Regions from separate parts of the Mus musculus genome. Here regions 2, 3, 4 and 5 are each linked to region 1. The links are chromatin loops, found by intact Hi-C in ENCODE. Cell type or tissue: left cerebral cortex. All regions are shown on one strand. Region 1 overlaps Thsd7b (thrombospondin, type I, domain containing 7B). Region 2 has its middle 93 kb from the start of Thsd7b. Region 3 overlaps Thsd7b (thrombospondin, type I, domain containing 7B). Region 4 overlaps Thsd7b (thrombospondin, type I, domain containing 7B). Region 5 has its middle 100 kb from the start of Thsd7b.

Evidence for each region. Hi-C counts contacts between places; a loop is a spot of excess contacts. Peaks named below come from ENCODE experiments on the same cell type or tissue, not always from the same donor. Only the 100,000 strongest peaks of a DNase experiment are listed, where the experiment ranks them.
Region 2: it touches region 1 in a loop (5-fold over the local background); 2 of 42 quality-filtered maps call a loop at or near these places.
Region 3: a loop joins it to region 1, with 6 times the contacts of the local background. A loop is called at or near these places in 3 of 42 quality-filtered maps.
Region 4: a loop joins it to region 1, with 2.9 times the contacts of the local background. A loop is called at or near these places in 3 of 42 quality-filtered maps.
Region 5: it touches region 1 in a loop (1.8-fold over the local background); 2 of 42 quality-filtered maps call a loop at or near these places.

What each region holds. Positions count from the first base shown.
Region 1 is chr1:129,419,416-129,424,415 of GRCm38, forward strand. All of the region lies in intron 1 of Thsd7b (thrombospondin, type I, domain containing 7B), which reads left to right. Among named protein-coding and RNA genes, the nearest start is that of Thsd7b, 150 kb to the left of the region's middle. In left cerebral cortex, no CTCF peak of the experiment used is centred here; a DNase peak (open chromatin) is centred at 2,325; H3K27ac peaks cover 400 bases.
Region 2 is chr1:129,177,921-129,182,920 of GRCm38, forward strand. No RefSeq gene overlaps it. Among named protein-coding and RNA genes, the nearest start is that of Thsd7b, 93 kb to the right of the region's middle. In left cerebral cortex, no CTCF peak of the experiment used is centred here; a DNase peak (open chromatin) is centred at 2,655.
Region 3 is chr1:129,482,164-129,487,163 of GRCm38, forward strand. All of the region lies in intron 2 of Thsd7b (thrombospondin, type I, domain containing 7B), which reads left to right. Among named protein-coding and RNA genes, the nearest start is that of Gm36347, 130 kb to the right of the region's middle. In left cerebral cortex, a CTCF peak has its summit at 4,876 (motif pointing left); DNase peaks (open chromatin) are centred at 2,331 and 2,635.
Region 4 is chr1:129,475,218-129,480,217 of GRCm38, forward strand. All of the region lies in intron 2 of Thsd7b (thrombospondin, type I, domain containing 7B), which reads left to right. Among named protein-coding and RNA genes, the nearest start is that of Gm36347, 140 kb to the right of the region's middle. In left cerebral cortex, no CTCF peak of the experiment used is centred here; a DNase peak (open chromatin) is centred at 2,262.
Region 5 is chr1:129,167,299-129,172,298 of GRCm38, forward strand. No RefSeq gene overlaps it. Among named protein-coding and RNA genes, the nearest start is that of Thsd7b, 100 kb to the right of the region's middle. In left cerebral cortex, no CTCF peak of the experiment used is centred here; a DNase peak (open chromatin) is centred at 2,846.

The sequences.
Region 1 (5,000 bases):
TGAGAAAGAATGACAATAGTAGACATACCAATGATGAAAGTGGAAATCTCAGGATGCCTCAAACTTAATACTAAAAGTACAGGGAACTCAGGATCACTGAGAGCAGGAGAAATAGTCTTCCTCAGGGAAGAGCACACCAATTTGTTATTTGATACTAAGTGGTCAATCAAGAAATCATGAAAAGGTAAAATACACACACACACACACACACACACACACACACACACACACACTCTCTCTCTCTCTCTCTCTCTCTCTCTCACAAAAATTAACATTATACAAATTGAGCATTTTGTATTCATATATTTAGGAATGTGTGTGTGTGTGTTTATATACGATTAAAGAATTAGAGGTCATAAAAGATAAGAGGGTGGAAAACAAAGTGTTGTAGGGTTGTAGTCCAAGAGAAGAAAGTAAAGAGGAGAAACAATGGATGTAATTATAATTACAAAAACTATAATAAAAATATATACATCATATATAATGAATATATATGTGCATATAAGTGTGTTAAAAGTCTAAGAAATTAGAAAGAAGACAAATAGAGAGTCAAAAGAGGTGCTGAGTATAAAGGGAGGTGGAGAAAGGATGTATGTGACATGAAAATGGGAAGTAGACAAGGAGTATGGAAGACACAAGGAAGGCAAGGGGATGGTGAGAGCTCCAAGGAGGAAAATCTGCTAAACCCCCCTGAGAAAATGCCACAAGGATACCTAACACTTCGTGTACTGACTTTAAAGTAATGTTTAAAGTCAAGCGTGGTCAACTTTAAAGATTCTATTTAAAAAAACATAATATGTCTTCTTGGATGAATGTTATTCTCACAAATAAATAAATTTAAATAAAAACTTTTTAAAAGAAGCCTATACTTTTCTTTTTAATTTCCATTTATTTTGGATGATTCCCTTCAGATTTGACTCTGCTGATTTCAGAAGTAAGAAGGATGCAATATGGGGGAGGGTTCCAGCAAATCTCCTGAATCTAATGAGCATCTTGTTAATGGCCGACACGGAGCCATAATAAGTGAAAGCTTATAAAAGATAATGGGAGTGACTGCTTAAGAATTTCCTAGGCTTTTATAAACATGTTATTATTTTGATGTCAACTGTGGACACATTTTTCAATTGCTTCCTTTCCAACATTAGATGCATAATTAATCAGGAAAATACAAAGCTGTACTTAAACAGTTTAACCAGATAATTGTCCTGGCATTAAATATTTAGAATCGTACATTGTAGAAAATATTAATGAGTAATTAAGTATTTTTTTTTTAATTTTAAAGGTCAACATCATTTGAAAGGAGGAATTTATCTCATTCACACAGTCTAGCAGTTCTGGATTTTTAACTAAGAGTCTTTAGTGCAATTAAATGTAAGCCTACATAAACTGCACTGCAACCTTCACACACGTGTATTCAGTAAACTACATATATACAAAATGATTATTAAGTTCATCCATGCTCTTTCAAGCAAGATACATTACAAAGTAGACATGTCCATATATCTTTCTTATTTCCTAAACTACCTACAGAAATATTCATATTCACTTTCTTACTCTCTCTAAAATTTAAGGTTTTCAACCTAAATTCCTTCAAACAGGATATATATATATATATATATTCCTATGTTATGTTATTTCTATTCTATCCAGTGATTAAACTTCTTATTCCCTTCCTTGTAGTATCCTTATCTTGAGAAAAAATGTAGGCAATGTTCTACTTTTTCTATTGTTCTGATTGGGGAGACAGGTAGAGTAAGATTACTTTTTAAAGAGCAAGTAATTTTTCATCTCCAGGGTACAGAGTTGTATAACTATGAAATTGGTTTTTCTAAGAATGGAAGAGAGAATTCAGACTTAAACTCAAAGACATTCCTAGTTTCCAGGTTTTATATTGGCCTATGAGAAACTAGATCTGCTGATGAATTGCATAAATTTAAGAGAAAGTTAGGGCACTGGGATGACTACTGGCCCTGGTCTTGTCACATGTGACACAATTATTGACATAGGAACACTGAGAGACAACTGGTCTGGGGTTAAAGAAGAATGAAGGGCTCTTCTGTTTATATACAAAAATTAGATCTCAGCTACCTGTGTGGAGATGGATAGTAGTAGGCATATGGACCAGGTCAGGGAAGAATATGTGACTGGAGATATACAGGAATTGATATAGAGAAAGGGGAATCAAGACATGTGCTATTTAAAGCTGGGAGACCAAATAAGATCCCCTTGGACAGGGAACAGAGCTGAAAAGGGAAGGAATCTGAGGACAGAGCCAGAACCATACAAATATGAATGTCAAGATGAGGAGGATGTGTGAATGGTGTAGGCCAAAGAGAGGATGCCAGAAAGAAGGAGCCAGCAGGAAAGCTTCACAACTTGTCTCAAGTGAAGAAAGTGGAGGAGACTATATGAAGTCACAGAAAGAGGATTTTATGATTCCATGAGTCTGTAGCCAGTTGGTTATAAAACAAGAATTCTTTTAAGGTAGTCTCAGAATGATGTAGGGAATAGAAGTAACTGGATGGTTGCATCTCTGCTATGTTCTTTTCTAACCCAGGGTTATTAGAGCTGCTTTTTTTTTCTCATAGGGGAAACTGAGTTATCTCACAAGAATAATAAAGAATCACTGTTTTATTAGGTCAGCAGCCTCAGATTGATCAAAGAAAACAAACCTGTTTCTGTAGTTTCCTTGTATGTAGTTATCATCTTATATAGATTATTCCTTTATGTCATTGAATAGCACTTTTTAAAAGTGTCCAAAGATGTATGTAGATGAGGAAGCCAATATGAAGGACATATTAGCCTGGTTTTCACAGAGCCAGGGTCATTTGTGTTTGCGTATTATCACTAGAACCATTTATGATGTATGTTTTATCAGTAGTTTGATGGATGGGGACACCATTCAATAAATTATTGTTTATAAATAGACGATTTGCTCCAAACGACTCAGACACTGTAGGATATGGAGTTTGCCTTCAGTTTCTCTTACACCAAGAACACAGAAAGAGCAGGATCAGAACAAAAGCAAGCTTTTCTTGAAAAGCAGAACATTTACAAGTTGGCATCTTGAACCTAGTTGTGGTTGGATGAAGAAAGTGGAGTTCATGATCAGTCTACAGTATTAGTGAGAGCCTCTACTATAGTTGTTGGTGGGGTGGTGGAATGGCACATTGAGCCTGAGCTGCACATCTGCTACATATATGTGGGGACCCTCATTCAAGCTCATGTGTATGGCTCAGTCTCAGAGCTCCCAGAGGTCCAGATTAGTTAAATCTATTGGTCTTACTGTGGGATTTCTGCTCCCTTCAGGGCAATCTTCCCCACAGCTCTTCCATAAATGCCCCCTACTCCATCCAATGTCTGGTTGTGAGTATCTGCATCTCTTTCAGTCAGCTGCTGGGTAGAAACCCTCAAGACATTTATGCTAGGTCCCTGTCTGTAAGCATAACAGAGTATCATTAATAATGTCAAGGATTAGTGTCTGCCCAGATTGGGGTTCATGTTGGGTCAATTATTGCTTGGCCATTCCTTCAGTCTCTGCTACATTTTTGACCCTGTATGTGCCTACCCTGATACCCATGGGGGGGCATCCTTTCAGAGGAAAAGGGAATGGGGATGGGGGATGTGTGGGGGTGACTGGGAGGTCATTATTGATATATATATATATATATTAATTAGAATAATAAATAAGTTTTCTTAAAAAGAAAGAAAGCTGAGTCTTAGGATACTTCTAAGTCTTCCTCCTCAATGCTCAGGGTGTGACATCCATCTTCCCACTCTGAGGATGACATTCATATTTTATAGAAAAGGAGCCAATTGCAAGGGCCTGTTCTCTCTTTCAGGGAAGTGTATTTTTCATTGAACAAGGGTGGTATCAATACCTTTGACCCTGCAGCCTATAAATCATTTGCCAGAACTGTGTCATATGCCTGGGTTAGCATCAGCTTGTTTGGAACTATGATTTTCTTTCCTTAAGTAGAATATATTTTAAAATCTGTAGTTTTGAAAGCAATGGATAATACAGAGACATCTTCGCTTACTACTAAGCTGTAGTTTTGGTTAGAAAACCCATTTCAAGCCTCTTTCTGCTCCTCCACCATCTCCTTCCACTTCCTTTTCTTTTTCTTTCTTTCATTTTTTAATCTTCTATGTCTTCTAGCAAAAGTATGTTCAAGTAGAGGTATGATACTAATGAAAATATTCTTCAGAGTTTTCTGTGCTTTATTCTATGGTGGAAATATTTTGGTTATTATTATAGAATACCAGGTACTGTTCATTCTCTCTCTCTCTCTCTCTCTCTCTCTCTCTCTCTCTCTCTCTCTCTCTCTCTCTCTCTCTCTCTCTTTCTCTCTCTCTCTCACACACACACACACACACACACACACAAATATCTACATATTATGTGCTTACATTTGACCTCATTAGGCTTCTTCAGTGAGTCATAGAAAGTGCCAGGCTGCAGTCTGCTGAGTTGGTATGTGGTAGAAGAAGCTAGTGGTAAAAAGCCAGAAATGTTTACTAAGCATTGTTTCATTGCTAGACCAGAGGCCACACTCTCATAAAATAGAGATGATAGCTGTTTTCTCCTTCAAAGGGTCAGTGTGAATCTTTCATTGGAACCTCGGTACAGAGTGCTCTAATGCTTCAAAGATATGTCTAAAGTTACAAGACTGAGAGGCAGAAAAGGCATCTCTATGCATTTACGGCAGGGCAAGACTGTTTGATGTTTCTTAACATTTAGGAAGCCGAGGCAGAAAGATTTCTGGATGTGTGAGGCCAGCATAGACTACTTACTGATTTCTAGGTCAACCTGGGTTATAGTGTGAACCCTGTGTCAAAATGAATAAACTGGCCAACCAACTGAATGAATCAGTTGTTACTTGAGCCTAGCTCTTCTGAGTGTTGATAATAAGATAGGCAACTCTATAGTGAGCACTCTTTGTATAGCAGACCCATATTGACACATTTTCTGTTATCTATTTTGTTCTAACCTGCTCCAA
Region 2 (5,000 bases), 240 kb before region 1:
GTAGGGACTGGGGAGGGGAAACTTGTATGAGGAGGGGAGGGGAGGACTAGCATCAGGAACCCTGTATACTTGTGTAAAAATGGGATGAGACCCTTTATTTCATGTAATTAAGATGCATTAATAAAACATCTAAAATAGGGTATTAAACATTAGAGGAGGAAAATAAAAAGCAGGGAAATATTTAAAGTACAAAGGCTATCAAAATTGTTGGATTTGATATTGAAAAATGTAATCCATAAAGGAAAAAATTGAAGCATAATCTCATCAAAAAATAAAAAAAAAAATTCTGCTCTATGAAAGAGTATTCAGAAGAGGATTACAAAAAATACAACCGGAGAGAAAAATATCCATGAATGACACATCTATCAAAGTCTCCTCCTCTGAAATATGTATAAGAACAAGGGAGAAAAAAAGGCCTTTTCAATGCCAACACTTAAAAAAATCCATCTAATTTCAAAACGGATAAAGAATTAAAGAGGCTATGCAGGTGGCCTATAAGCATATGAAAAGATGCCCAACATCATTAGCCATCAGGTAAATGCAAATTTAAACCAAAGTGGGACATAAAATAACTAAAACAAGAAAGAGTGTCTGTGACAAATGCTGAGCGGTGGGAATGAGGCTGGTGATTCCCTGAGATGCTGGGGGCAACGCAAAACAATAGGGTACGTTGGAAAATGACCTAGCAATATTTTATAGAGCATCTACAGCTGCCATATACCTCAGGAAATACCTTTTTAAGAGATTAATATCAGAGAAACAAAACATTTTTTTCACAGAAAAATATAAACACAAATATTCAGAGTGGTTCAACCATGCAGATGTTCTTCAACAGGTGACTAGTGACACCTGTAACAGGACTAAGCAATGACAAGAGGCAAAAACGTTGGGACAGACAAGCAAATTATATTTAGTAGAGAAAACTAATTCCAAATGATCACATACTATGTGGTCTTGTTTTCACATTCTTAAGGTGACAAACTGAAAACAAATGACAGACTCCTGTAAAGCACGAGTCACTGAAAAGGCAGAAAAAGGGTAGGTAAAGGTATTTGCTTGTGATCCTGTATTACAGTTTTAAAAGATTTTTTTTATTAGGTTAAAAGATGTTTTATGTAGAGACTGTTGGCAAAATATACACCAGGGACATCTCTATCATTTAACACAACTGTGTGACTCTTCAAGTATTGCAGGGTAATAATAAAAAGAATCGAGGAAGTTTTGACAGCACCAATGGATAGATTTCCCACATCATCTTTCCTCTCAGAGTTTGATGAAGTTCAAATGAGGCCCATAGAACTCTAGTTTGTGACACTTTACATGTATCATCATGGCAGGCTCTAAAATCACCCGTGAGCCAAACCTCAGAACATATTATGTCCTTTGAGGTGGGAAGACATATCCTAAATGTGGGACCCCATTCCATAGACAGGGGTCAGAGGTTGCATAAAAAGGAGAAAGTAAGCTGACCATCAGCAGTCATCTCTGTTTCATGACTTTGAAGCTGCATAGAGCTCTGTTGCCACGCCTTCTCCACCATGATTGGAGGTGCCCTAAGCCTGTCCATCAAGCTAAACCTTTCCTTATTTAAGTTATGTCAGGAATTTTTTTCACAGCACTGAGACAAGTAATTAATACACTGTACTTTGAATACTTAGTCAGACTTGGAAAGTGATGACTCAATTGTGAGTTAGTTTGGGTGACAGGTCCTGGGGACACCGTGTGTCGAGTCACAAGTTTATGTATTCTGTTCCTCTAATTGTTATCTGACCTTGAAAGGCTTTCTAAGTCCATATATGGTGCCCATGATCCACTGGCACTGTACCTTTTTCTGTAAAAAAGGCACTTGTTATTTTCTGAACATTTCACTGCCCCAAGTGATGGTGTTGATACTGGTGGTTATGGTGCAAACACTCAAAATGTAAGAAATTTTCTGTAGCACATGCCTTTAATTTATTCATTTAAAATTTCTGTCTGTCTGTCTGTCCTTGTGTGTGTGTGTGTGTGTGTGTGTGTGTGTGTGTGTGTGTGTGTGTGTGCATGCCCCAATGAGTCCAGGTGCTTGTGGAGGTCAGAGGTGTTGCAGCACCCCCCCTCTCCCCCCCCCCAAGCGAGTTACAGGTAATTGCAAGCTACTGAATATGGATTATGGATGCTGGGAATCAAAATCAGGTCCTCTGGAAGAGCAGGAAGCCCTCTCAACCACTGAGCCATCTCTTCAGCTCAATTTATTCTTTAAAATTTACATACATTCATGCAGTGTATGTTGGTCATGTCCATCCTCCCTCCCTCCCTTAAACTCTCCAGGGGACCCACCGCTCTCCCCCAACAACACAGCTCTCTCTCTCAACTCCATGTCATCTTCTTATTTTTTTAAATAACTCACTGAGTTTCAAAAGAAATTTCTGTGTACCCATGGGTGAGGGCAGAGCCACTCAGGCATGGGTAACTACTAGTTGGTACAGCCTTCTCTAAAGCAACTCCCCCTCTCCCAGTAGCTTATAACTAGCAACAGCTAATTGGCTTTGTTAGATTCTGATTCAGTTATTCAGGTTCCCAAATAGATAAGATGACAAAATTTCCATGTCTATTTTCAACCTGAATCTGCACAGAATCTGAGTGTGGGGGAAGAACGGAGGAATGTATCCTGCCGTCTTTTCTTGCATAAATCATAGCTACTGGCTTATCCATGCTGAACATATGTTTGGTAACAGTTATGAGATGAGCATATGTTGTTTTAGGAGATTATTTAAATCTTACTCTAAATCCAAAGGAATCTTTTCAGCATATAAAGAGGCCCATGAAGCACTAAGCAACCCAGAATGGTGACATGAATTCTAGCTATTTTCTCCTGATTGCATCAAGCCATGTAGGTTTATTGGATTTAACATTTGTCATCTCCGTCAGTCCACTACCCTTATGAGAAGCTATTTTATTTAGATCAGAGGTTGTTACTTTTAATTGTCAGTGATTAGGATTAATTACTGTATTAGTTTCATTATAATCATGATTTATGACTGTTAGACATAGATAAAAAGTGGTATTTTGGAGGTCCTGATGAGGGTCAGGAATCATACTGAAGTCACTATTTTCAGTGCCTGTCATGGCTCAGTCACTCTGCTAGGCACAGGTCTGCAAAGGAAGATAACTGCTGAATGCTATGCAATCAGCATAATTTGTGAATAGTCTTATCTTTGTAATAGTGAACAAAGGAGCTGGGGAGATGGTTCAGCCAGTAAGGTGCCTGCCGTATAAGCAGGAGAACCCCGTGTTTAGATCCTTTGTATGTGTAAGGCTGGCCACAGTAGCAAATACGCACAGATTTGGCATTGGAGAGAAGGAGGCAGGAGAATGCCTGGGGCTTGCTGGTCAACCAGTTTAGTTGACTTAGTAAGCTCCAGATTCAGTGACTAACCCTCTCTCAAAAAATAAGATGGAGCTATTGAGGGAAACACTTGATATCAAACATATGCACATATGCACGTATACACGTGAACACACATACACACATATGTACCACATGCACGTGTACACACACCCCTTTACCAGCAGCATAATTTTTATGTATTTTAAACATTTGTCCTTATACCTCCAGATAAGTGTAGCCCTCATCACTCACTAAGGAAGTGTCTTTTTTTGCAACAAATAGAGGCCATTACAAAAAACCACAGACAATCTAAATGCAGACTTGTGGAGCCCATTCCCAATGGAGGCATCTACACAATACACCTACACCTAATGCTTGGGGAATGTTGGGGAAGAGGGAGTAGAAATATCATAAGAGCCAGAGGACCAGGGTGTTTGTTGTGAGTTTGTGTCTCCTACTAATGTCATGATACACACCCATAAAGTCTCACTAACATGACTGTCTAGCCACAGACAGCAAAATATACACCCTCACATTTAGACTAGGTTAAAGGAGCCTATTAGGCCTCAACCCTGCACAAAGAACTAACCACTGGCAACTAAGGAACACCAAGGGTGTGAAAAGTAGTCTTTCACAGGGAAGAGCATACCAATTAGTTATCAAATGATAAGCTATAAAAACATACATATCACTGACATTACACAGACTGAGCAGGCAAGATTTAGAAATATATGTGCATATACATATACTTATATGCATGTAGTAACAATGCAAATGAGGACAATAATTTTTTGGAAATGGAGAAAGGGAAGGGAGACTGGATGTGACTGAACTATAATCTCAAAAATCAACAAACAGAAAAAAATAAGAAAAGAGTTAATATTGCTAGACAGCAGAAACCATCTCGAATGATTCAGGACTGTTTTCAGATTATTAATGGTTTCAACCCTCTGTTTTCTCCCCCCTCTTCCCATATAAACACTGAGTTCTCCCTGTGGGACTGTGAAGCCATCCATTCCTAAAGCCCCTAACAATGCTCTTCACACATGTGCCACGATCCCACCCTCTCCTATTCTCTCCATGCCACCAAGAGACATAACCTCTCCCTGCCCACTTCCTCACCACTCGGAACGATGGAAGAGGCTTCCATCTCCTGTCCAGGGCTCATTCTGTCAAGGGAGATTATCCCAGCCTTCACTGTCTCCTCTGTAATTTTGCTTCAGCAATTGTCTTTTCTCCCCTATAACTTCAACCTTCTCCTGCCCTCCTTCATGAAAACATGCTCAACTCTCTCCTTCCCTAAATAGAATTTTTGGATCTCTTTAATGCTCCCTTCCAGCCTGTGACCTATTTCTTTCTTCTCTCTTCATCAAAATTTTATGAAAAAGCAGTCAACAGCATCGCTCTGACTTCCTCTTCACTCGTTCACTGTTGCAATGTGGCTTATCTGTTGCAGCTAACTTCCAAGAACGTTCATAATTTTGCTCACCTGCTGCACTTAAGGTCTCTACCATAAGTGTTCAGACTCCTAGATGCCTTGAGTGGACCTGTCTGACTCAACTCCAGACACGTGTTCACCGTTTTGAGTACATGCATGAAACTCTAAGACATTTGAAGTTTCTTTGTATGTCTT
Region 3 (5,000 bases), 63 kb after region 1:
TGAAAAGGGCCCAGATGGATAACTGGGAAATGTAGTTATCCTTTATGAAATGAGCAGGAGTGCCTGTTTGCTCAGTTCCTTAGGAATTAATGTTCTGCCAAAAATAGTGCCCCGTCAGAAGACTTCCTAGAAATTAATCATTTCAGTTTACAAAACAGATGGCCACTTTACTTTACTCAGCTTAGTTTTAAAACACTTATCACTCAAAATCAGCTATTGTCTCCGTCCTGGCTTGGCCATCCCACGTCTGAGGCTTTCTACTTAAATGCACCAATACTAGTAAAGTATATGAGTTATTTTTTTGTCTGGGAAGTCATTGGTCTGACGTATTTTCTTCAAAACATCAGGGATCAGTGTGTGATTCTTAATCAGCTGAAGGTTCGGTGAATTTGCAAATAGAAGTAAATTAAATTTCAGCCAGAGAATCCATCCCATTGAGAAGCTTTCGCCCCCTTGTCACATTAGGAGCCTCCCATACTGGGTCAGCAAGGACTTGAAGAAATGGTGCTCTTACTTAGTAGTTTGATGGGAATTTGTATTGGCTATTTAAGATTTAGCAGCTAAGGCTCTCAGACATCTGTAGGACATATTGCTGGTGTCTATACCAGTAGATCGCTAATCTGATTTCCAACCACAGCCTTAGGTGTGCCTGTGGGGCAGTGCTTGCTGTGTAGCTGTTGTAAACTTGTGCATATTTCCAGGTCTGAACCCTGTCAAATGACTATATAAAGATGACCTTTACCCAGTAGCAGAACTGGACTTAAACGTTGAATTAGAAAGGTAACATTTTCATGACAGCTACAGAGAAATGGCCCATATGAGTGTAAGCACAGAACAATTCTGTTGTTCTTTTCTACTACTAAACTATTTAGGATGCAGAAGAAGATAAGCCTTGCAAAGAGCATGAAACAAAGCATTGGCTATGTCTGACACCATGAGAAAGTAATCTCTTAGATATGCTTGTTTATTGAAGCATTTGTGATCTAACTAGGAAGACAGCAGAACTAAGAAAGAATAACAAATTGGCATGCAACAGAGTTTATGTGGCTGCTGTAAGAATTCAAGGAAGAGAGAGCTCAGTCAGAGTTGCCTATAAAAATAGAACAGAGTTGGAACGTTTGACTATGTGGAATTATTGGATTTAATGGAGAGGTAGACTATTTGAGGCAATGAGATTAGCATAACCAGAGGCATGGCAGAGAATGTGCCATGGCCAGGCAATTTTAAGTACTCTAAAAGAAACACTCGTTTCCTAGAAACATTAGCTTCTTAGAAGAAAAAGGAATAGTAGCAGATAAGGTTAGCAAGATAAGGGGGAACATGAATCTGAAGAAGCTACAATGCTAAGTGGCAGTGATTTGATGTTTAAATGACAAGCAAGGCAAAAGCTCTTGTTGATTTTTAAGGTGGTGAGTGATGGAAATGCGTAGTGTGGGGAGGACAGGTTAATCTGAAATTGGTACTCAGCTATTGTGTCTGAAGTTACTCAGGCTGATAATGTAGTTGAAGACCAAATAATCATTTGTAACTTTAAACAGATCTAAAGGTATATCAACCCCAGATAGTGGGAAATCCACACTATTGGCAAGGTCTTATCCTTGCCGTCATCTGTGTCTGCTCTGGGAGATGGCCCAGATCCCAGTGGACAGTGTACAAGGCACTCATTCATTCATGAAGGCTATCTCAGTGTTGGCCAGTAAGATTGACTTTCCAGATTTTTGTCTGATTGGTTAGGAAAAAGTCTGTTTTCCTCATATCATAAAATGGAAATCCAGGTCTAAGGAGATGTTTCATTTGGAAAAGTGCCTGTTGGATAATTATGGAAACTTGAGATTGGTCAATAAAACCTATATACAAGTTGGTCATGGAGGAGTGTCTGTAGTCCCAGGACTGATGGTTAAGGGAAGAGACAAGCACATCAATGGAGTTCACTGGTCCACTAGTCTGGTTAATCAGGGTGCTTCAGGGTCAATGAAAGACACTGTCTCAAAAAATAAGGCAGAGGACTGGCAAGATGGATGAGTGCTGCCTTGCCAGATGATCTAATTTACTCTATGGGAACTACATGGTAGAAGAAAAGAAATCTGACTCTTGTAGATATTGTCCTCTGATCTTTACATGTGTGTCATGGCATGTTGTCATGTGCATAATAAAAATATTAAGATGAGGCTTAAATGAGGAAGATCAGCCTTGGATCTCTGACTTCCACATATATAAATACACTTGTGGGTGTGTACCTCTGCACCCAAACCCACATGCATATGCTACCAGTCCTCCCCCATGACCGTATCTCTCTGCCAACTATTATTATAACTTCCCAGAATACAAGTCTGAGAGACAAAGCCAGAATTCAGAAAGAAGTTGTGATTATATCAAGCACTAGAGAGTTGGAAAGGAAACATATGCATATGTGTGAATATGTATATTTATGCACGTAAACATTCTGCAAATATTGGTACTGCACTAGAATACAAGCCTAACTAGCCACATTTTGCAGATGAGGACATCAATGCTCAGAAGACTGAGCTGCATGGCTAAGGCTAAATATATACTTACAAAGTCGATTAAGAATTGAAACCTAAATTTGGTTCCAAATAAGCACCATTCTCTGTTGTAAGATTGTCTGTCCTCTCAGAGACTGTGGGTCCTGTTCCAGACGTGAGATTATGCTAATCATGTGAACTGCACTTTCTTGGTTCTTCCCTCCCTCGGCAAAGACATATTCTTGGAAACAGAACTACTGTGGTATGCCTCTGTGCTGCAGAAAGATTGAGGGCATTTGTTCCCCATGTCTCCAGTATCTCTAGTAGTATAAAATGTAGGACAGTCTACCTTCTAGGAACAATATTGTAAAGAGTGTTTAGTTAAACACTGGCCAGTAAATAAAAAAAAAATCTACATAACCCAGGAAATGTTCCATACTAAAAACAAAAACAGTAAACTATTATTGTCCAAGCAGAAAAGTAAAATAACAGAAGGAAAAGGAGGAAGAGGAAGAGGGAGAAGAAGGAAAAGTTATTGTTTTAGTAGAAGGAAACAGTCGTAGAGATTGTGATTCATCTTCATAGTGAATTTTTTTGGTACAGCCTTATAGCCTTGACATGAGAGCTTTTTTTTGTTTTGTTTTGTTTTGTTTTGTTTTGTTTTTTTGTTTTGTTTTTTTTCAAGACAGGGTTTCTCCATGTAGCCCTGGCTGTCCTGGAACTAACTTTGTAGACCAGGCTGGCCTCGAACTCAGAAATCTGCCTGCCTCTGCCTCCCAAGTGCTGGGATTAAAGGCGTGAGCCACCACGCCCGGCTGACATGAGAGCTTTTGCTTGTCTTATTGTGTCCTGTTTTGTCCTGTTTGTTTATGGTCTTTTTGAGGCCTGCTCTTTTATTAAGGGAGATGAAGAGGGAAATGGATCTGGGTAAGAGGAGAGTTAGAGGGGTGCTGGGAGGAGGGGATTATTTTGGAGGGTAGGGAGCTGTAGATGGGATGTTTGTATGGCAAGAGAATCCATTTTCAATGAAATAATATAATATGGAGGGTAACTCTGGGTATTTTTGAATTATCATTAGGGAAAATTTACTAGAGCCAAATATTTTTAAATTTTTTGTTTACTTTTTAATTGTGTGTGTGTGTGTGTGTGTGTGTGTGTGTGTGTGGTCTATGTGTATGGGTTTGAGTGTGCATGTATGTCTGTGTGTATATGTGTCTCTGTGTATGTATATGTATGTTTGCCTGTGTGTTGAGTATGTCTGTGTGTATATATATATATGTATATATATATGTGTGTGTGTGTGTGTGTGTGTGCAAGTGTATGCTATGCATATGTGTGTAATCTCTGCATATGTTTTGTGTGCATGTATGTGTGTGTATGTACATGCATGTGTGTGTGTGTGTGTTTGTGTGTGTGTGTGTGTGTGTGTTTGTTGTGTGTAAAGATTGAGATAAGTTGTGAACATTCAATTGGTTCTCTAAGCGGTAATAAGAAGAAAACAGATCTCTCTGCCTACAGTGTTACCAATGGTTATGATCTTCCCAATATAGTCCTGGGAACTGAATCCTGATCTTCTTTAAGAACAGTGCACACAAATTATCCCGAGCCATTCTCAGCTCTATGATTACTATTCTAAAAAAGCTTAATGTAGACAATTCTGGTTCTGATCATTGACAAGTACACTTGTGGATTACATTTTTCTTGATAAATACCCAGTCCTTTGCATACGAGTGCGAGTGCTCAACTATGGAGAATTTTCTGACTTTAGGATGGTCTAAAATAACGTAGTGAAAACTTAACTTGAAAATTTGAACTTTTTCTTGGGTTAACCATTTCTTGGGTTAGCCTTCCTGTGATTAGATAATCCCAAGGCTATCCGATAAGAGATGGTGAACCAACACTCTTCAGTTCACTTTCACTGGGCTGGAAATCTTGGTAGATGAGGTATATTAAAGGCATTTTCAACTCAGGACCTTTCTGACTTAAAAGTTGTTTTATTAGGAGATATGCCTATTGTAAATCAAAAGATATATGTGAATATATCTCAGTTTAGAAGTCTTCTGTAATTTAATTACTTGCCTGAATTTAACCCAAAAGTTCAATAGTTCATGAAGCTCACTTTGGGTAATAATGAGACAAAATATTGCTTATTTTCTTTCTCAAGCATATTTACTAAAAGTTACAAGAATTATAGAGAGTGGAAAGGGATAGTAGGGGCTGGAGAGGTAGCCCAGTGTTTCAGAGTATGTTATTCTTCCAGAAGACCTGTGTTAAGTTCCCAGAATGCATATCTAGCAGGTCAAAACTGTCTCTAACTGTAGCTGTAGGGGATCTAACACTCTCTTCTGACCTCTGGAGGCACTGTGTGTATATGCACAAACCCATACATGGACATACATACATACACATAATAAATTATTAAAAATAAATTAGTAAATTAATAAATAACAATAGTCTTTTTAAAGAGAAAAGGAGCATAGTTAGTTAAATGACTAAACCATAAACCTAATTCTTCAG
Region 4 (5,000 bases), 56 kb after region 1:
AAATTGACTTACTTATTTTTGTCTGCCTTGCCTGTCTGCCTGCCTGCCTGTCTGTCTGTCTGTCTGTCTGTCTGTTTCTACATATCATTTACCTATTGTTTTACCATTTATCTATAATTTATTATCTATCTGTTTAGCTTTGTCATCTGTCTCATTTATCATCTGTCTCTCTCATCTATCTTTCTATGTAGATCTATCATCCATGTATGTATGTATGTATGTATGTATGTATGTATGTATGTATGTGTATGTCTTCTGTCTTTCTATTTATTATTTATCTTTTATCTCCTTTTTATAGAACCCAAAGGACAGTGACACTTCTGTAAGCTAGCTTTTTTTTTACAATACTGCTCTTTTGACAGACATATTCCTCTTTCACTGAGTGACCTTGGGACATGAAATTGGTTTGACAGAAGTAGGGACATGGCATTCTCTCTCAGAGGCAGTTATACCCCAAGTATTCCTCCACATGCACTTACCTTATAACTATATGTGGGTCTCGTTCTATTGATGCTTTGCAAGCCCTAAAGCAGGAACACCTCCCAGTGATGAATGACTTAAGAAGGCATGCAGTTTAGGACAGTGATAGTAAGTAATGTGCACACCAATGGCTTCAGTCCTTTTGTACTCTCTCCAAGCTCTAGACTAATGATGGAGCACTCCTAAATTGACCTCAGAGCTGCCAATCCCTGAAAAGTCATGCCAAAGTGTACAGGTTTTTTTCTTTTGCCAAAATATACTCTTGATCATTTCTTCGTAATTAGAAGTAGCCTTGGACAGCATACAAATTGAGAATTTCCTTTAATAGCATTTCCTTTGCCTTTGTGACCACATTTCTTATGTCTTAACAGTTTGTTACATAGGAGAACAGATTACTTTTAGATAAAATTATAATGACGACTTCACAATATTTGTTGGTCTTCATAGGAATACTCCTTACAATAGTTCTGTTCTAAATGTGGAAGCCTTTGACTGAAAGATCAGAATCTGTGATCTCACCAGTAGGTCAGTACTAATGGATGTATAGGGCAGTTATCCCTCTGGGGACCCACAAATAGTTGCTTCAGGCAGCATCCTTATTATGTTTATACTGGAGGCTGCTTTTATGTATAGTTAAATATATCAAATTTTGATTCTATTATTAGTCTGATAACAGAACAAGTAAGATGAGCTCAGCTGAGGAAGGTAAAATATATAGTTTGTGAAAAAAAGTAGAAGGTTTAGAATTTGTTCCATGTGTTACCTCTCTGAAGGACTGGGTGATAATTTCATTTCAACATTTTCTTGATTTTTGAGACATTAAAAAAATTATTTTCATTTTCTTTAATTGTAGAATGAGTTAGGCTTATAGGAGAAACATTAGATGGTAGAACACAGAGGATTTTGTTTGTTTGTTTGTTTTGTTTTGTTTTGTTTTGTTTGTTTGTTTGTTTTTGGTAGACAGTCATTTGCAAAATTGAATCCAGAAGAGCCACAAACACATTCCACTTTGATTCTAGACAGTTGGAATTCATGAGCCTGTTGCCTGCCATCTCTGCTTCGTTATCATGCTATGGGAGGCATCTAATTTCCTTAGAACTTCTGTGAGCTGTAAGGATCTCAGAGTGTGTGCTAGATTTTGGTGCACTTTAGCCTTCATTTCTCTTTGATTTTTACTCTAATTTCAGATATGCTTCTCTGTACTTTAGCAAAAGAATAGAAACAGTTCTCCATTCTCTGTAGTGTTCTCTTATTTCCCATTCCCTCTCTAGCCTCTTGGTTCTGGGCTCTTTATCTTCCCTCTGGCTGGCAGGAACAAGCATTTTCAAGGAGACTGTCTAGCACTGATTTTCATTTAATTCTCACTTGGCCACCTGACCCCTCCTGAGGACTCTGTGTGGGCTGTTATACCCACTGCATTAAGTCCATATCAATTATATCATGCCATGAATATTATGACCCATTTTTTTGTATCTGTATATTGTGAAATCTTCACCTATCTCCACACTTAAGAGACTTTGACCTGCATACCCATTCCTATGTTTGTAGTGGTGGAAAGAAGAGCTTGGGAGGGGCTTAACAAAGTCACAGTATTTTAGAGTGATCATTCAGTTAGTTGACCCTGATATACCACCATGAACCAATTGTATTTTTGACCCCTCACCCAGAAACTGTCTCTGCAAACTGCAGCATGAGTCCTTATCTCTCTCTGCTCCCAGGGAGCCCAGAGTATATCCTCTTTGTAAAACATGACTCATCGACACTTGTTTTAGATAACTTTGAGACAATTTTTATAGTGTTCTAAAATAAAACCTCATACATTATAAGAAAACGAAACTGTTTGTGGCTCCTGTTTAACTAGAGCAGGCTTTGTCTATTAAAAGAATGCAGCTGCCAACTTTCATTGTTATTCCAGAGTTCATAGCATCAGGCATTTGGGGGAAATTGTTTTGCTTACTTATACTATTGAGTAAAGAAACTTGGGGAAGGAAAGTTTTAGTCTGCCTCACAGTTTGAGGATACAGTCCTCCATGATAGGAAAGACATGATGGAAGGTTCTTAATGTACCTAGTCACATTGGATCTGCAGCCAGGAAACAGAGAGAGTTGAATTCTGATGTTCAGTTTACTTTGTCTTTGTCTTTTGCTTTTACAATTTTAATATATTTTATTGTTATTTATTTATTTTACATTCCTATTGCAGCTTCTCCTCTCTTCTCTCCTCCCAGCCTCACACCTACCCCTGTTCCCCTTCTCAGAAAAGGAGAGGCCTCCCATGGATATCAACCAGCCTTGGGATATCAAGGTGCAGTAAGACTAGATGCATCTTCTTCTATTAATGCTACAAGGGGCAGCTCAGTCGGTGGAAAGGGATCCAAAGACAGACTATGTAGTCAGAAACAGCCCTTGCCCCACTTTAGGAGTCCTATATGAAGATCCAGCTGCACAACTCTTATATATGTGCAGAGAGCCTAGTTCTGACCCATTTCTGCTCTTTGGTTGGAAGTTCACTTCCTGTAAACCTCTATGAACCCAGATTTATTGATTCTGTGGGTTTTCTAGTGGTGTCCTTGACCCCTCTGTCTCCTCCAATCCTTCTTCCACATCTCCGGCAGGATTCCCCAAGCTCCACTTCTTCATGTTCCAATGTGGGTCTCTGTCTCACTTTCCATCAGCTGCTGCGTGGATCTTTTTCTGATTACAGCTATGCTAGGCTCCGGTCTGTAAGTATAGCAGAATATCATGATTAGTGTCAAGGGTGAGCTCACTTTGTCCATTTCATTCAGTCCTAGACCAGAGTACATGGGATGCTGCTGCCCAGAGTAAGTGAGTCTTCTTACCTCCGTTAAGCTAATTTAGATACTGTCTCACAGGCTAGCCCAGAGATCTGTGTCCTAGGTAATACTAGATACTGACAATGGAAAATTATGATAAATCATCACAAATATACATTACACTCACTGTATTAACCCTTTTAAGTGTTTGAGTTGGTAATGCTGTACATATTCACATTATTGTGTAATTCATCTCTCAAACCTCCTCATTACCTAAGAACAGCGGGCTATACCCACTAAACACCTTCTCCATGGCCCTCTCAACTTCAACAGCCATTAGTAAGTATATGCCTGGTCTCACAGCTTTGGATACAACCTGTGAATATAATCACAGAACATTAATCCTGGCTTATTCATTTAGCATTATATTCTAGATATTCATCTACATTGTAGTATGTGACAAGATTTCTTCCTTTATAATTGTTGCATAATACTGGGTACACTAGATACATTTTTCTATATACACATAATTACATTTTTTTGCATCCACGCATCCGTTGTAAACCCTGTTTCCTTTTATTTCTGCACTATTTTATTAATAATGTACAGAATGTAGTTAGGATGCTTCTCAATTCTTTGGGATACATAACCAAAAGTAGGAATCGTATTATAATTTCATTTATTTATTCATTTATTTATTTTCCATGTGCTTATGTGAACATACATTCATGTGTGTGTGTGTGTGTGTGTGTGTGTGTCTGGGGATAGAACCAGGGAATTGTGACTGCTAATTCTAGGCACATATTTCCTACTGAACTACATCCCAAGCCCTAATAATAATTCAAATGTTATTTTCTTTAGGAAATTCCAATATGCATACCCCATATATATTGCATGTAGTGCATGGTACACAAGCCTTCTTTATTTATTGCCTTCTCACTCTTGTGTAGATTTTACAACATGGTAGGAAAAAAATGTTATTAGGCCACGTGCATAAGGGCTCATTTTTTGTTGTTGTTCTGTTTCACTGGGTAATATTGTTCTTTTTCTTTTTCCTTCTTCTTCTCTCATACAATCCATCCCAACTGCAGCCTCTCCTCCCTTACTTCCTGGTGGTCCTCTTCCCACCTCCCATATCCCACAGGGTTACTGCTCCTCAATTTCTCTTCAGAAAAGAGGAACTGTCCCAGTGATATCAACTAAACGTGGCAATATTAGCTGCTGAATTCTACAGCCATCTCTCTTCCATAGCCACACTGTGAAATGCTCTTTTCTTCCCATTGATTTGGACTTTCAATCTTCCAGACCCCAGTCTTTCTCCACCCACACCTCTCTGGTGACTTTCTCTTCCATTTCTTCATAATTAACTTTAGTTTTTCAAGAACAGATAGAACCCACCTGCTAGGTGTGCCCTTTCTGGATTGCTCACTTCATGCAGGAACATTTGGTTTGAAAAGGCATGCCTCGGTTGGACACCTAGGCCTGCTGACATACAGGGGAATTATCTTTTTCTTTGCTATGTAGACAAGAAATAACTTGAGCATCAGGCAAATCGAATTTTAGAAGCTAACAACAGTTTTATCTTCTGCCTCTGCCCTGCTATAACGTGTCTCTTTTGACATTTAAATAATGTTGTGGAAGCCTTATTAAATAATTGGCTTCCAGGATGGAGTTTATGTTCAGTGTTCAATGGATAAGGTCATTGGTGTATTTGGAAAAGGCCTTGGCTTTGTCAAGCTGTAGGCCA
Region 5 (5,000 bases), 250 kb before region 1:
AGATGCAGATGGATTTCTGAGTTCAAGGACAGCCTGGTCTACAGAGTGAGTTCCAGGACATCCAGAGCTATATAGAGAAACCCTGTGTTGAAAAACAAAACAAAACAAAACAAAACAAAACAAAACAAACAAACAAAAAAATCCAAAAATTCTGAGAAGGAACACAATAGCTGACCTGACTAATGAGTGCATCTCACAACTGGTCAGTTTTATCTGATCCCTCAGGAAGGCTGCTTTGTGCTTCCATAACACAGAACACAGGATGGAGGCTTGCCAGCGTGCAATGTTGAGGTAGCAATAATTCATATGTGCATAAGTTTGCGTTTAAACTTTGCTAGGAACTTCTTTTTCAATGGGTATGCTGGAGGGAATGTTCTCTAGACAGAGGATAAAGTAGGGTGAGGAAACCTGTAGTGGGATTGGATTGGCATGGAGCCACCCTCATGCCTGGATAGGAGTGAGGTGGGTAAAAGGCAGGCAGCTGGTCTAGTCTCATGGCCAGGGAGAATTTGAGCTGCATAGATCATTTAGCATTTTGACTGAATGGTCTGATCACTAACCAACTAAGTAATTTATCAGTTTTGCTAAATGAGATGTACTGCACACAGACATAGCCAGTGGCTCCTATTTTTGGTGTTTTATCATTTTTTCTTCAAAAAGTAACTCTGGGCTCAAGTGATCTTGGAATCAAATCACTGAAGGTTTTCCAAATGTGAATTACATAGCTGCCCTCTGGGTGTTTCTAGGGTTGATTAGACATAAGGCCACCTTTTCTGGACTTGTTGACAGTATCTACCCTAAACACATTTATTCATTTTTATTAGATTTGAACTTTAAAATATTTTGGATTTGTTAGATGTTGTATTATCTTTCTTACTCTTTCCTTTAAAACTTTGGTATGTTGTAAAAAACAAAAAACAAAAACACCATGACTATCCTTGAACATAACCAGCTAAATCATAAATATCCCAACCCTCATTAAGGCTGTGCCTAGTAGTTTGTGAATCCATTGAAGACTCTTGCCTTATTTATAATTTTGAATGACAAATTGAGTGACTTTCTCCTACACATGAACTCAGGGACTAGAATCCTGGATGGCAGCTCCACTCAGAAAAACAGACACGTAATCAAGCGCCTTGTTCCACAGAGGCAACTGGAACAAGGACAGAGAGGGGAGCTTAGGAGAGGTCAGGATGAGCCCTGCCCTGGCAAGGAGGCCAGAGAGGATGTCCCAGAAGAGGTGATTTCTGGAGTGAATGTCTCCAATTAGCACTGAGGACATGGTCTGTGCTGTGTACATCATTATGACAAGAAGCCACATGGATCTTAGTTTACTCTGCTTCCAGTTTTTAAGCCTCAATATATTTCAGTGTTTTCAAACTTTTTAAAACCTTCTATCCATGGGGAGAAATATATTTGACATTGTGACTCTTGCTATACTAGTGTATAGACATACATATTCACATGAATATAATCTCTAGGCACCATTTTTAAGCTTTTCATGCCACCTTGTATTCTTTTTGAGCCTGACCTCGAGACTAACATTTGAAACATGTATCTCAGGCTAGCTTTTAGTTTTCTATATAGTCAAGGCTGACTTCAAATCTCTTATCCATCTCCTAAATTCAGGGAGTTCCTGTGTGTCCACCTCACTTATGGGATACTGGAAAAGGAACCCACAGATTCATAGTGCCAGGACAACACTCTACCTATTAACCAGCACCCCCAACCCCAGCATCATCTCTTATTATCCTAATCTATTCAAGTTTCAAACAGTGGAATCAATGCATTGAGTACCTGAGGATAAATCTGTGCAATACACACAGCCACAGACATATAGACTGTGCTGGTCTGGGAGGGTAGGGATTGCCAACAGTGACTGTGTTTCCTAGATAAGGCAAAGGGTCTCAGTTTACCTTGGGAAGACTCTGCTTTCCTTAATGTACTCACTCTATGCCATCCAGACACCCATTTCTCTCTCTCTCTCTCTCTCTCTCTCTCTCTCTCTCTATCCTCCCTCCCTCCCTCCCTCCCTCCCTCCCTCCCTCCCTCCCTCCCTCCCTCCCTCCCTCCTTTCTTTCTTTCTTTCTTTCTTTCTTTCTTTCTTTCTTTCTTCTTTCTTTCTTTTTTTTTTGAGACAGGGTTTCTCTGTGTAGCCCTTGCTGTCCTGGAACTCACTCTGTAGACCAGGCTGGCCTTGAACTCAGAAATCCGCCTGCCTCTGCCTCCCAAGTGCTAGAATTAAAGGCGTGCTCCACCATGCCCAACTTCATTTCTTTTTTAAATGTAATTTTAAAATTTATTCTCTGAAAATTTTATATATGTATATAATATCTCTTGTCTATATCCGACTTACTCCATCCAGTTTCCATCCAGTTCCTCCAAGGACTCTCTAACATAGCTCCCTCCCAACTTCATGCTTCTTTTTTATGACCCACCAAGTCCAAATAGTGTTGTTGGTGAATGTGGAGTCACCTACCTGAGCACTGGCAACCTACCAGTGGCTTCTTTCCCTACTCCCTGCCCTACCAGATATAAACTTCAGAGAGTTCACCAGCTCTAAGTAGGACCCCCAGAACTCTTCCTCCCCATACTGTAATTGGGTTTGGACAGTCCTTGTCTAGGTGACTCCAGATGCTGTCAGTTCATGTGTGCCACGGCTGTGCATGACCAGAGGACATTTCACGGGAGATCATTCTGACAGATAGTCGCCAGCACATGGGGAGAAAGCACGATCAACATTTCATGAAGGCACAGGTCCATCTGTGCATGTGGGTGGATGACACAGCTGATGAGGAGATTTTAGGAAATGTGTGTTCTCCCATGAACAAGTGAAGTTTTCGATTGTGAGGTGAATCACTCCTTCTTCTGTAAATGTTTCATCCACCTCCACGAGGCTGCTGCTGCTGTCTAACATGCTGTGCTGAAAGGCACTTGGAACAGAAGAAAGGCAGTGTAATGCCGGAGCTCAGAAAACAGATTTCTTATGCTTACATAAAACGCTGCAAGCCATGGACTTTTTGATGGAGTGTCTGCTCATCCCTGACAACCCAGTTTGAATAATAGTCCTCTAAGCTCCTAGGAGCTAGGCTATTCTTTTAGGAATGTGCATTCCAGATGACCAAGACAAGAGAAAAGTGGCTACTGGACAGTGACATGGGAGGAAATGAATAAGGAGTGGGCTGGGTTGAAACTTCCATCTTCTAAGCATCGTCCTTATCCCTGACACTAAAAGATAAGCGTCATGAAGGAAAGGGCTCATTGGTTTTTGTTTGCTTTATGTAAATCCCATCCCCTAGACAAGTATCTAGTGTGGCAAAGCTGTCAATGAAAGGTCATTTTATAAACATCTACAATTTCATCATGTCATTTAAACAAGAAGTTACTTGTAAGGGAAAACATACTTCCCAGCAGAGTCGTTCAGTTCAAGCCAGAAGGTTTGGATCCTAAACACACATGAAAAATTCCCAAGAAAATAGAAATTCAACAAGCATTCAATGAGGGTAGATGAGGATGGATACCTCAGAAAGAAGGCAAACGTGGGGGTAGCATGTAATGTTCCACTACAGGGTGGTCTGAGAGATTTGATGGGGATCACAGAGATGTGGGCCATGACTGCTTCAGCTGGGTAGCATCTTAGGGACAACCAAAGGCTAAGCATACACAGAAACAACTGCTCCCAAGTTACATCTCAACAAGGGAAATAGCTACCAACATGCAAGGTGGGACATAAATCCAGTGCTATCAAATGGGCAGGGGGTGGAGGTGGCAGGAAGATTGAAACATGTTCAAAGGCCAACTTAGGCTCTATAGTATATTCAAGTTGTGTCTGAGATGCTTAGGAAAATCTTACCTCCAAAACTTTTATACTGTTTTATATATGCAAAATGAGAAGGGGTTATGAGAAAATAATCTGTCTCAGGAAATTCCCAGAAAGTCACATGATGGCAAAAGAAACTGCAAATGTTAATATAGTAATGATGCAGACATGAAAATGACCTGACAATAGTTTATAAGTATGCATCATAAAAAATCCTTCAGTGAGCAATTATGAGTTCCCTAAAATGAAATGGAAAAAAGGAACCCACAGAAAACCTCAACAAAGATGTAGAAGCTTTGGAGTGTTGTTAAATGAAAATCACAGACCTGAGAAATTCAATAACTGAAAGAGAAACTTCACTGGATGAAGTCAGCAGCAGATTGGAGATGTCAGAGAGGAGAATTCATGAAAGATCAAGATAGATCAATAGAATTTACTAAGTATCAACAGAAGATAGAAAACAGCTTGACTACAAAAAGAGCATAACATACGGAAAACACGAGAATGAAAAATTAATCCCTGTCAACTGATAATCACGATGTATAGAGGTTATTTTGCCCATAGGTTTTGAGGTCTCAGTGTATGTCAGCTGTCTTATTGCTATTGGGTTTATAGTGAGGCAGTGAGTCCTTACTACACTTGTGGGGTAGAGTGGCGCCCCACTATATATAGAAGCATGTGGGGAGGGAAACCTATATCTCCCATGGCTAGATGTCAGACCAGTGAAAACAGCAAGGATGGTCCCCCGAATGCTCAAAAATGTATACTCAGTGGCCTAAGACCTTCCACCAGCACCTGTCTTGCAATAGCACCAAGGTAAAAGCCACACTTTTAATATATGGGCCTTTGTGGACATTCCATATATAATCTATGGCAAGAATATTTCCATAAGAGTAACATAAAGGATGATAGAAGTAAGATTCCTATACTTCTTTTGAAATGCTAAATTGATACCAATAGAACACTTTAAGTTATAAATGCATGCTGTAACAGCAAGAGGATCACTAAGAAAGTAAAAAAGAAATTCTGTGAACTTTATATGCCCCAGTACAAGGGAACACCAGGGCCAAGAAGTGGGAATGGGTAGGTAGGGGAGCAGGGTGGGGATAGGGTATAGGGGACTTTCGGGATAGCACTTGAAATGTAAATGAAGAAAATACCTAATTCAAAAATTGGAAAA